Linked DNA regions of Mus musculus: region 1 is linked to region 2. Evidence: chromatin contacts called from ENCODE Hi-C data. All regions are on one chromosome and are shown on one strand. The core of a region is the stretch at or near the end of the contact, and the rest is flanking DNA. Distances in the headings are between cores, read along the strand shown. Region 1 overlaps Hcn4 (hyperpolarization-activated, cyclic nucleotide-gated K+ 4). Region 2 has its middle 3.4 kb from the start of Gm36227.

Region 1 (4,195 bases), core at 1,002-3,501, about 17 Mb after region 2:
TGGTTAGCGGTAGCAAGCAGCCTAGCGTCCTGCTGCCTGAGACACTCACCTTGGCATGTGGATTAGGCTGTGCTAAGCAAGCTTATTGCCAAGGTGCCTCTCTCTGCGGGCCTCCCAGTTTCCAGAACCCCTGCTTGACTGGGCTGAAAGCCCTCCGATCAGGTTCCGGTGTCCCTGCCCGCCACCCCTGCGGCAGCCTAGCTGATGGTCAGTGCACGGCAGATTCAGGTCAGGGGCGTCATGAACACATGTGCTGCGGGAGAAGTGCCTACACCAGCTTGGCAGAAGCACTCGCAGCAGAAATTCTCCTGGGCTTGGAAAATTTGCATTATTTCTGCTGACAAAGAGAGACAATGACTGCGCCAAGGTCACAAAGTGGTCCAGGGGCAGAAATGAGGTTGGATCCACTCAGCTTTCTGGGCTCCCAGCAGTGTGGCTGTCCCTGCCTGGTGTAATGATACGTGAGGACTCTGAAGTTTGAGTGACATGTTGGAGACCCGAGTTCAATCCCAGCTGCACGCTGCTTGGCTCTGTGCCTCATTCATCCGATCTATAAAATTGAGTATCAGTAATTTTTTTTTTCTTGAGGCTTTTTCATGAGGCCTGTCACAGCTATTTAACAAATGTCCCTTGTCACCGGCCTTCTTAGTAACAGCCAGCAAGGCAAATGGCAGGGTTTATTACTCTCATTTTCCAGGTGAAGAAACTGAGGATCGGAAGCCCCACCTGCCCCACAGGTAGGCTTTATGGCCAAGGCTCCCTGTCTCCCGATCCATGACCCGTGATCTAGGAACATCCCCTCTATTAGTAGGCCGCACCCATAGTGGGTGCCTGCTTGGGTTCCATTCGGTCTGAAAGGGCCTTGTCAGGTGTTGATCTGAGCTTTGTCCTGGGCAGGGTTCTGTGGACTAGCCTGAAATAGAGACTACCAGAAGAGGGGTGGATCATGGGGGATGGAGGCTATAGTGTGTGATGGTTGTGTCTGAAGTCCCTAGAGGACATCCAGTTTCACAGAAGTGTAGGTCTGAGCCCAGAGCTAAGGAGAAGAGGGACGGCACCTCTGCGGCTGGGGAGCTGACCCACCCTCAGTGGTTGTAAAGGAAGAAGTGGGGTTTGTTTCCCATAGTGACCTGGCAGGCTTCTCTCCTTGTCAAAAATCAGGACCCAGGTAATCATGTCCCAGAGGACCCAAGCTTTTCTGCCTGTTATAGGTCAACAGATAGACTCAGGAGTATCAGCCCTTTTCTTTCTTTGGCATTGGTTTGGGTCAGCAGATACCATAACCCCTAGGGTGGATCTTCCTAATGGCTTAGTGGGAGTTGACAGAGTAGCATGTGGCTGGGCTAGTTGAACTCAGGGCACAACAAAACCCTTCCTTTACTGTGCTTGTACCCTAGGCTTTAGGAGCTCAGGCCCAGGGTGGCTGTCTCCACAGCCCCTCTGGCCTGGCTACTCTCTAGGTTATCCAGACTTCATTAGGCAGGCTGCAGCCCTGACTTACCCTGGGAGAGACAGAGGTTCTGCCACCCTGGACTGAACATTGCTACCCCCAAGCTGTGGGCAGGAAGGGAGATCCCAGCAGCCAGATGGATGGCTCCCCACCCCTGCATTTGTGCCCTTATCTCTCCTACCAGCTCGGGAGGAAATTGCTTTGAGCCGTTTCCTGCCTGTGCACAGCCCGGCCAAGGGCTCCCCTGGAATTGGATTGGGGTTTCCCAGCTGACCCAAGAAGCCCCATTTCTAAGACCTGTGTAGCCCCCCTACACCCTCCAGGCTTCTCCCAGCCTCAGCTTGCCTGGCAACCCCGAATCTACATAAAAGCTAGGGAACAGAGCTGACATAGGAAAAAAAATCCTTCGCTATCTCCTTTCAAATTCCTGAGTAATTTTCTTTTTCGAGGGGGCCTCAGTTCCCCACGTATCAGGAGTGCATTGGTGTTTTCTGAGGCTGAGGTGCTCAGGCCCTGGCTGTCTTTCTTGAAAGTGGTGTTAGCTGACCCTGAGGACCAGGTTGTGACTGACAGGGCCTGAAGGAGGGAACCCCGGTGTCCGACCGATGAGTCAGCTTGCCCAAGGACCTTTGGTGAAAATGTAGAGTCTCAAGGCACCTGACCTCCCAGCCTCTCCTGGCTCCCCCAGCAGGCCCACCCTAGCTGCTCTGGACTTTTCTCTAGACTTAGTAGCAAGGTGGGCGGAGTGGCTTCAGCTGGGCACAGGCTTCCTCTGTCCCTGGCGATCTAGGTCAGCAGCCTCCCTCAGAGCCTCTTGGAGCCAGCCTGTCCCCTCCCTCTGAGGTGTGAGCTTGTCACAGGCACGCAGGCTATTGTTAGAAACCTTGGTGGCCCCCCTTCGGATGTTCCACCGCAGAGGGCTTCAGCACACCCAGAGACCCATCCCAGAATCCTCTTCTCTCCCAGAAGCCTGGAATGGCAGGATAAGCGCTCAGCCCAGGAGCTGTGCGGTCTGAGCCCCTCTTCCTGAGGGACTCCCATTCTGTATCTCTCTCTGACTCTAATGGTTGGCACCTGTGGGAAGTGGTTCTGATGGTCTGGGGCTGGTCCTCCCTGCTAATACCACCTCAGCCCAGAGCTCCAGGCCATGCCCAGGACACCCAGGCCCTGGCCTCTCTTGGATCTTGGCTTGTCTTTCATGTGCATAGGGACTTGTTCATTTTCTAGAGGAGAAAAATGAGTCTCTGGAAAAACTTAACTAGGTTTGGAGAAGAGGTCTTAGTGGAGACACCATGGCAGCATGACCCCAGTGCCTGGGGTCTGAAATGTATCGAGAAAGTAGTTCTGCTGAAGGCTGGGCAAGAGATAGAAGGAAAGGAACTACTATGTGTAAAGTACCCACTGGGTGGCAGCTTTGTCCATTATTTAACCTGGTTTCCAAGAGAGCTTTGGGTGTAGGAGCTCATAGTGACCCATTCCACAGATAAGAAAACTGAGTCCCAGAGGGAGTATTCCAGGACATGGAACACATGTTGGTTTGCCAGTGAAGTTGGAATTTTGCAGGAGTGGTTCCCAGGGTGCCAAGCAGGCAGAGAATGAGCTTCCAGCCCCTCTGTCTGGTGAAGCCTCCGGCAGCCCAGAGAGAAAGGTACTCAACCCCCCAGTCGGCCAACATCGTAATAGATTTTAATGAAATATAAAGAGCAAGGCAAATATTTACCCGGTGCAGCTGACAGGCAGGTGGCATGTAGCCCCACAATGGGGACATGAGCACAGAACAGCTTCTTTCAGTGATGACCAGCCTTCTCTTTGACAACCATATCCTGGGTGCTGTCTCGTGTTAGAGGTGTGGCGAGTGTCCTTGCGACTGAGGGCATCCTCTATCCTGACCAGCTCCCACCAGGCAGCTCTGCAGTGGCCATGTTGGCACACCTGGCTCTGCAGTCATGTATCCTCAGCTACTCCACTGGCCAGCGCCGTGCGGTGCTACCTCAGGCTGTCTGTCCACCGGGAAGGAAAAACACCGTTATCCTTCCCACAAAGGTCAAATCAGGTGTCCTGTGGTCTGTGTCTGACTAGGCTACATGCCCCTTTCACTGTATATGCTGGTTGGGACCTGCTTATCTCCAGCTCCATCATGGTCACGGTCACCTTCACCTCTGTCATTAAGCTCTTTCCAGTTCTTGAGACTCTACCGTGTGCTGCACACCACATTAATGGTGGTAAAGGCAGAACTACCCAGGCTTGGTCTGTGGAGACAGTGCAGGGGAGTGGGGTTGGATATGGCCCTGGGAGTAAAGCAGTTGCTGTACACATCAGAGGGCCTGAGTTCAGATCTCAGAACCTACACAAAGCCCGTGCTGTAGCTCATATCTGCAATCCCAGTTTTCCTACAGCCAACTGAGGGGCAGAGTCCGTGGAAGTTTGCAGGCCGGCTAACCTGGGGTAAACAGCAGTAAACAAGAAATTCTGTCTCAACAATGTGGGAGTTTGTCCCCTGACATCTGCATATGTGCATTGTGGTACATGTGGCCCTCTGAAATAAGCAAAATATCAGGGGTGCATAAAGTACAGGCTACATGACACATGCCAGCTCTGATGCTTCTGTCTTTACGACCCAGAGTAATTCGTAGAAAAGGGCAGGGGTTATGGGCTGTGACAGTCTTTGTATTCTTTGTAGCCAGGGCCTGAGGCTTTGTTTGGCTTCCATATGGTATCCTTTTATTCATTTAAGCATACACACGT
Region 2 (4,326 bases), core at 896-3,395:
TGACGGTATATAGCATACTTGACTTTACTTCATGGTCTATGTGCCCTATTTTGTTGAGAGAGAGGGAGAGGGAAAAGGAGAGAGAGAGAGAGTTAGTTCTGAGAATGTGTCTTCGACCTCTAAAACATGGCTAATAACCTAGTGTTTAGAGCAGTTATACTCAACCTGTGGATTGAGACCCCTGGGGCCCTTTTACAGGGGTCACCTAAAACCATTAGAAAGCACAGATGTCTGCATTATAATTTATAAAATTTAGCAAAATTACAGTTATGAAGTAGCAACAAAAATAATTTTATGAGAAACTATATTAACAGATTGCAACATTAGGAAAATTGAGAGCCACTAGGCTAAAGCAACATGTTCTCAATGTGTATCTATCATTTGGCAAGATATTTCTATAAAAAGATGCAGTAAGGAATGTGTCCTCACAGATCTTATCCAAATAAAAATGCAAAGCCTTTTTAGAAAGTATTATAATGGTATATACACAAATCACATATATATTTATAATCTATTCTTGGGTGCTTATCTTACATCTGTGAAAATATTGACAACCAAAACTAAAACCAAACGAACAAAATCAAAACCAACCACAACAAAAGAACAGATGGGCAGGCATTGATCATAGTGTGTTGCAGGATTTTCCTTGTCCAATCACATTAGGACAGTGGGAGGCTTGTGATTGGACAGGAAAAGGGAGGCCGAGCGAAGAGCTTGGGGGGGGGATGGATAGAGAGGTCTTGAGGAGTAGGAGGGGGAGGGGGAAGAAGGAGGAGGAGGAGGAAGAGGAGCCAATATGGAGGCATATGGACAGGAAGAAGATCCTGATCCCGTGTGGTTTTAAACAGCTTCAAGTAGCTAAGATTTTCACAAGGTTAGAATAATTGGGTTAAAGCTTTTATCATTATTAATTGGCTCTGAAATTATTGTATTGGCATCTTGTAAATTGTGATCTTATTGTAATATAAATCTGATTGGATCATTAAGCATTAAGAGTCTTGATTCTACTAGGTAATTAGGTGTTGAGATGACTAATCAGGGGTGCATGGGGCATTGTGTGGAAGCAAGAGGAACTCGAAGCCCCCGTCCTAGAGATGGCCCAGTGGGAGCCCTGTGGCCTTACAGGGCTAGAAAGTTGGTGGGCTGAGAGACTGAGTGAGTGAGATCACTTGGAGTGGGGGCTAGCTCCAGAGAGTTGGCGGTGGTGGTGGGAATGTGGCCTGCCCCCCCCCCCCACTGAGAGTTGGCAGGTTTCTTTTTTATATATTTCCCACAACAATTATGTATAAAAGAAGCCCAGAGAATACATTTTGCTAAGAAGTTGGTTGGAAAATGGTTATATGCCACGCCATGGAACATTATGCAGTTGTGAAAAAGGAAAGGCCAGTGTTACAGAAAATGTAACAGTGTTACTGTAACAGTGTTACAGAAAATGTCCTTGTAGGATCTCAGTTAATGTTACTGAATGATACAAACAATAAGAATGCTATGCAACCTTAGTCTACTTTAATTAAGATGTGCTAAGGAAGAAGGTATGGGATCTGTATGTAATGGTGCGTGGGCATAATTAAATGAGCACAGGAAAAAAGATAAGGCAGGACACCCATAGATGCTTCAGAGGAGGGAAAGTGAGAGGGAGCTATAGAGAGGCAGGACCACGCACCAGCAACAAAGTGTGCTCACCGCACCATCTCTTCTTGTTGTGTTGCAACAAACTGTATTTATAATTGTAAAAGAAATGTGGTGTGTGTGTGTGTGTGTGTGTGTGTGTGTGTGTGCGCGCGCGCGCAAAGTGAGTCTGCTGTGAAAATAATGTTGTCAACTTGCTGCTAAGCCACTGAGATTTTTTTTTTTTAATTATTTTGTTACCGACTAATACCTAATATCTCCAGCAGCTTGTCCAGGAACTTAGATCAATCATAATGGTCAACGTAACTTTATTTCACAAGTGAATAGTTTCCATTTTCATACAAGCAGCTCATCCACCCACCCACACTGAGGAACACTGATACCTGAGTCTCTGAAAAAAGAGAAGGAAAGCTACGAGAAGGGGGACGTCACTCATGAGCTCGTCTGTCTCTAGTTTGTCTAGTTGGCTGAGGCCAGTGTGCAGCACATCACAGACACCCAACAGAGGCTCCCAGTGCAGGCACAAGTGCAGCTCCACTTGTCATAACTCACAAGGTCAGATGAGAGGAACAGAGGCTCCAGCCAGGCGCCGTCCTGCCCAGTGACCTGGAGGCTGGGGAACCTGATCAGGCCACTTGACAACGCTGTCCACTCCAGCAACTGCCCATCAGTGTCTGTTCCAACAGCCAAGAGAGAACAAAAGAGGAGAGAGGCCAGCAGCTTCCAGCTTGCCCTCATCTAGTTCCATCTTTGCATCTTAAACTCTTCACATCTATTCCAGGTCTCAAAAGCTAGAAGACACTCCATGCCACCTTAAACACTAAGTGGAGGGTGAAGAATAATTCTGGGCATGCTGAATTTTTTTATTCCTGTTTTCAGTGTGTGTGTGTGTGTGTGTGTGTGTGTGTGTGTGTGTGTGTGTGTGTGTGTGTGTGTACCTGCATATGTAGATGGGTGTGCTCCTGCACGTGGAGGTCTGAGGCTGATACTGTTCGGAGTCACTTCCTATAGCTGTTCTACCTGACTCATTGAGGTGGGTTTCTCAGGCAGAACCAGAGCTCTCTTTCGAGCCAGCTTGCTTTGGGGACCTCCTGCTCCTTCTTCTGAGGCTAAAACAACAGTTGGGCTACCACTCCGACCGGCTATAAATTTGGATTTCTGAGGACAAGAACTTTGATTCTCGCTGTTGCACCACAAGCATTTTTAACCACTGAGTCAGACCCTGGATTCGATGTTGCCTGGCAGTCACTAACATCCACTCACCGTTCCCTGCATCCAGTGCCACACAGCTCAAAACGCCTCCTTCCACCTATGAATTTCAAGGAAAGATAAAGAGCACACCATTGGAGGCCGGAAGCACGGCACAGCAACCTGCTGATGATCAGCATTTTAAAGAAAATAAATTGTCAAAGATTATCGAAGTGTTAGTCTTTGGCATTTAGGACAAACACTCAAGAGAAATGCATCTTACGGGGGGGGGGGGGAATGCTTATTTGGGTTCATGGTTTCAGGGGAGTTAAGTCAGCCTGCTTCATTGCTTTGAGCCTGTGAAAGCAATAAAGAATACTATGGTCTTAGGAGTATGTATTGGCCAAAGTTGGTCTCCTCCTGGCAACTAGGAAGAATGGTGCGTGTGTGTAAGTACAAGGTTTATCCTTTGAGGACATGTTCCCAAGTAGGCTTGTGATAGTGCTGTCAAACTGACAGAATCCTGAATCCACTGATGGACCAGGTTTCGGGCATTTCTATGGGGCATTATCTTGATTACCTGCCCACCGTGGGCGTCACTATTCCCTAGCTAGAAGAGGTGTTCTTATAACTTCACACTCTTGTCTTTTGCTTGCAATATATTCAAATAAAATCATCTCATCAAACCATTCAGACAAAAAAAATTAAATATGCAATTTTACCCTCTACAAAATTGGATGTGTACTTCACACATTGATTCAGAGAGGAAATCTGAACCAGGACTAGCCCCATTTCAAAGAGTAGCCACAAAAGGCTGGTGGGAACTGTTAGTGTAGGGCAGCTGTAGGCATACAGAGAGAGAAGAGTAATGTTGTAGCATACATCCACAAAGAGGGATCTCCAGGGGAAAAAATAGTTACAGATGTGTCTCACTGCAGCAGATGCACATGCAGACCCTTGCGTTGAACCCCTGAAGACAGATCTTGAGGTTCCAACAGAGTGGAGCCTAGTGGGCCAGGAACCAGCATCCAGCTGTCAGTTAACAGCAGCAAAGCTGCCAGAGGGTCCAAAAGGAGGTATGAGGAGACGTCTGAATGGCTTAGAATTCCTCTGTCAATAAGAATTCTCATTCCCAACCACAGAGAGCCCACAGGAAGCTGTCCCAGTAAACCAGGCTCATTAAGCTGCAGCCAGGACAGCAGGCCCCCACTTCATCCCCCAGTGAAACCTGAAACTTGAGCTGTTTGGAAGCTGCTTCTGGAGAAAGCTTGCTTGCTTGCTTTCTTTCTTTCTTTCTTTCTTTCTTTCTTTCTTTCTTTCTTTCTTTCTTTCTTTCTTTCTCTCTCTCTCTCTCTCTCTTTCTTTCTTTCTTTCTCCCTTCTCTTTCTTCCTTTTTTCTCTTTCTTTCCTTCTTTCTTTCTTCCTCTTTCCTTTCTTTCTTTTCTTTTCTTTCTGTCTTTCTTTCTTCCTTCCTTTCTTTCTTCTTTTCTTTCTCCCTTTCTTCCTTTC

The links. Hi-C counts contacts between places; a loop is a spot of excess contacts on that map.
Region 1: a loop to region 2 is called in a map of regulatory T cell, with 11 times the contacts of the local background. The contact joins two enhancer-like sites. A Hi-C loop is called at or near these places in 5 of 37 maps with a recorded cell type or tissue (T-helper 1 cell, T-helper 17 cell, T-helper 2 cell and 1 more).

What each region holds. Positions count from the first base shown.
Region 1 is chr9:58,845,605-58,849,799 of GRCm38, forward strand. The region is part of intron 2 of Hcn4 (hyperpolarization-activated, cyclic nucleotide-gated K+ 4); the gene reads left to right. Among named protein-coding and RNA genes, the nearest start is that of Hcn4, 25 kb to the left of the region's middle. Within about 2 kb of position 2,252, at least 1 of the 3 ENCODE cell types and tissues checked has a DNase peak (open chromatin) inside an H3K27ac peak, as active enhancers do.
Region 2 is chr9:41,920,411-41,924,736 of GRCm38, forward strand. No RefSeq gene overlaps it. Among named protein-coding and RNA genes, the nearest start is that of Gm36227, 3.4 kb to the left of the region's middle. Within about 2 kb of position 2,146, at least 1 of the 3 ENCODE cell types and tissues checked has a DNase peak (open chromatin) inside an H3K27ac peak, as active enhancers do.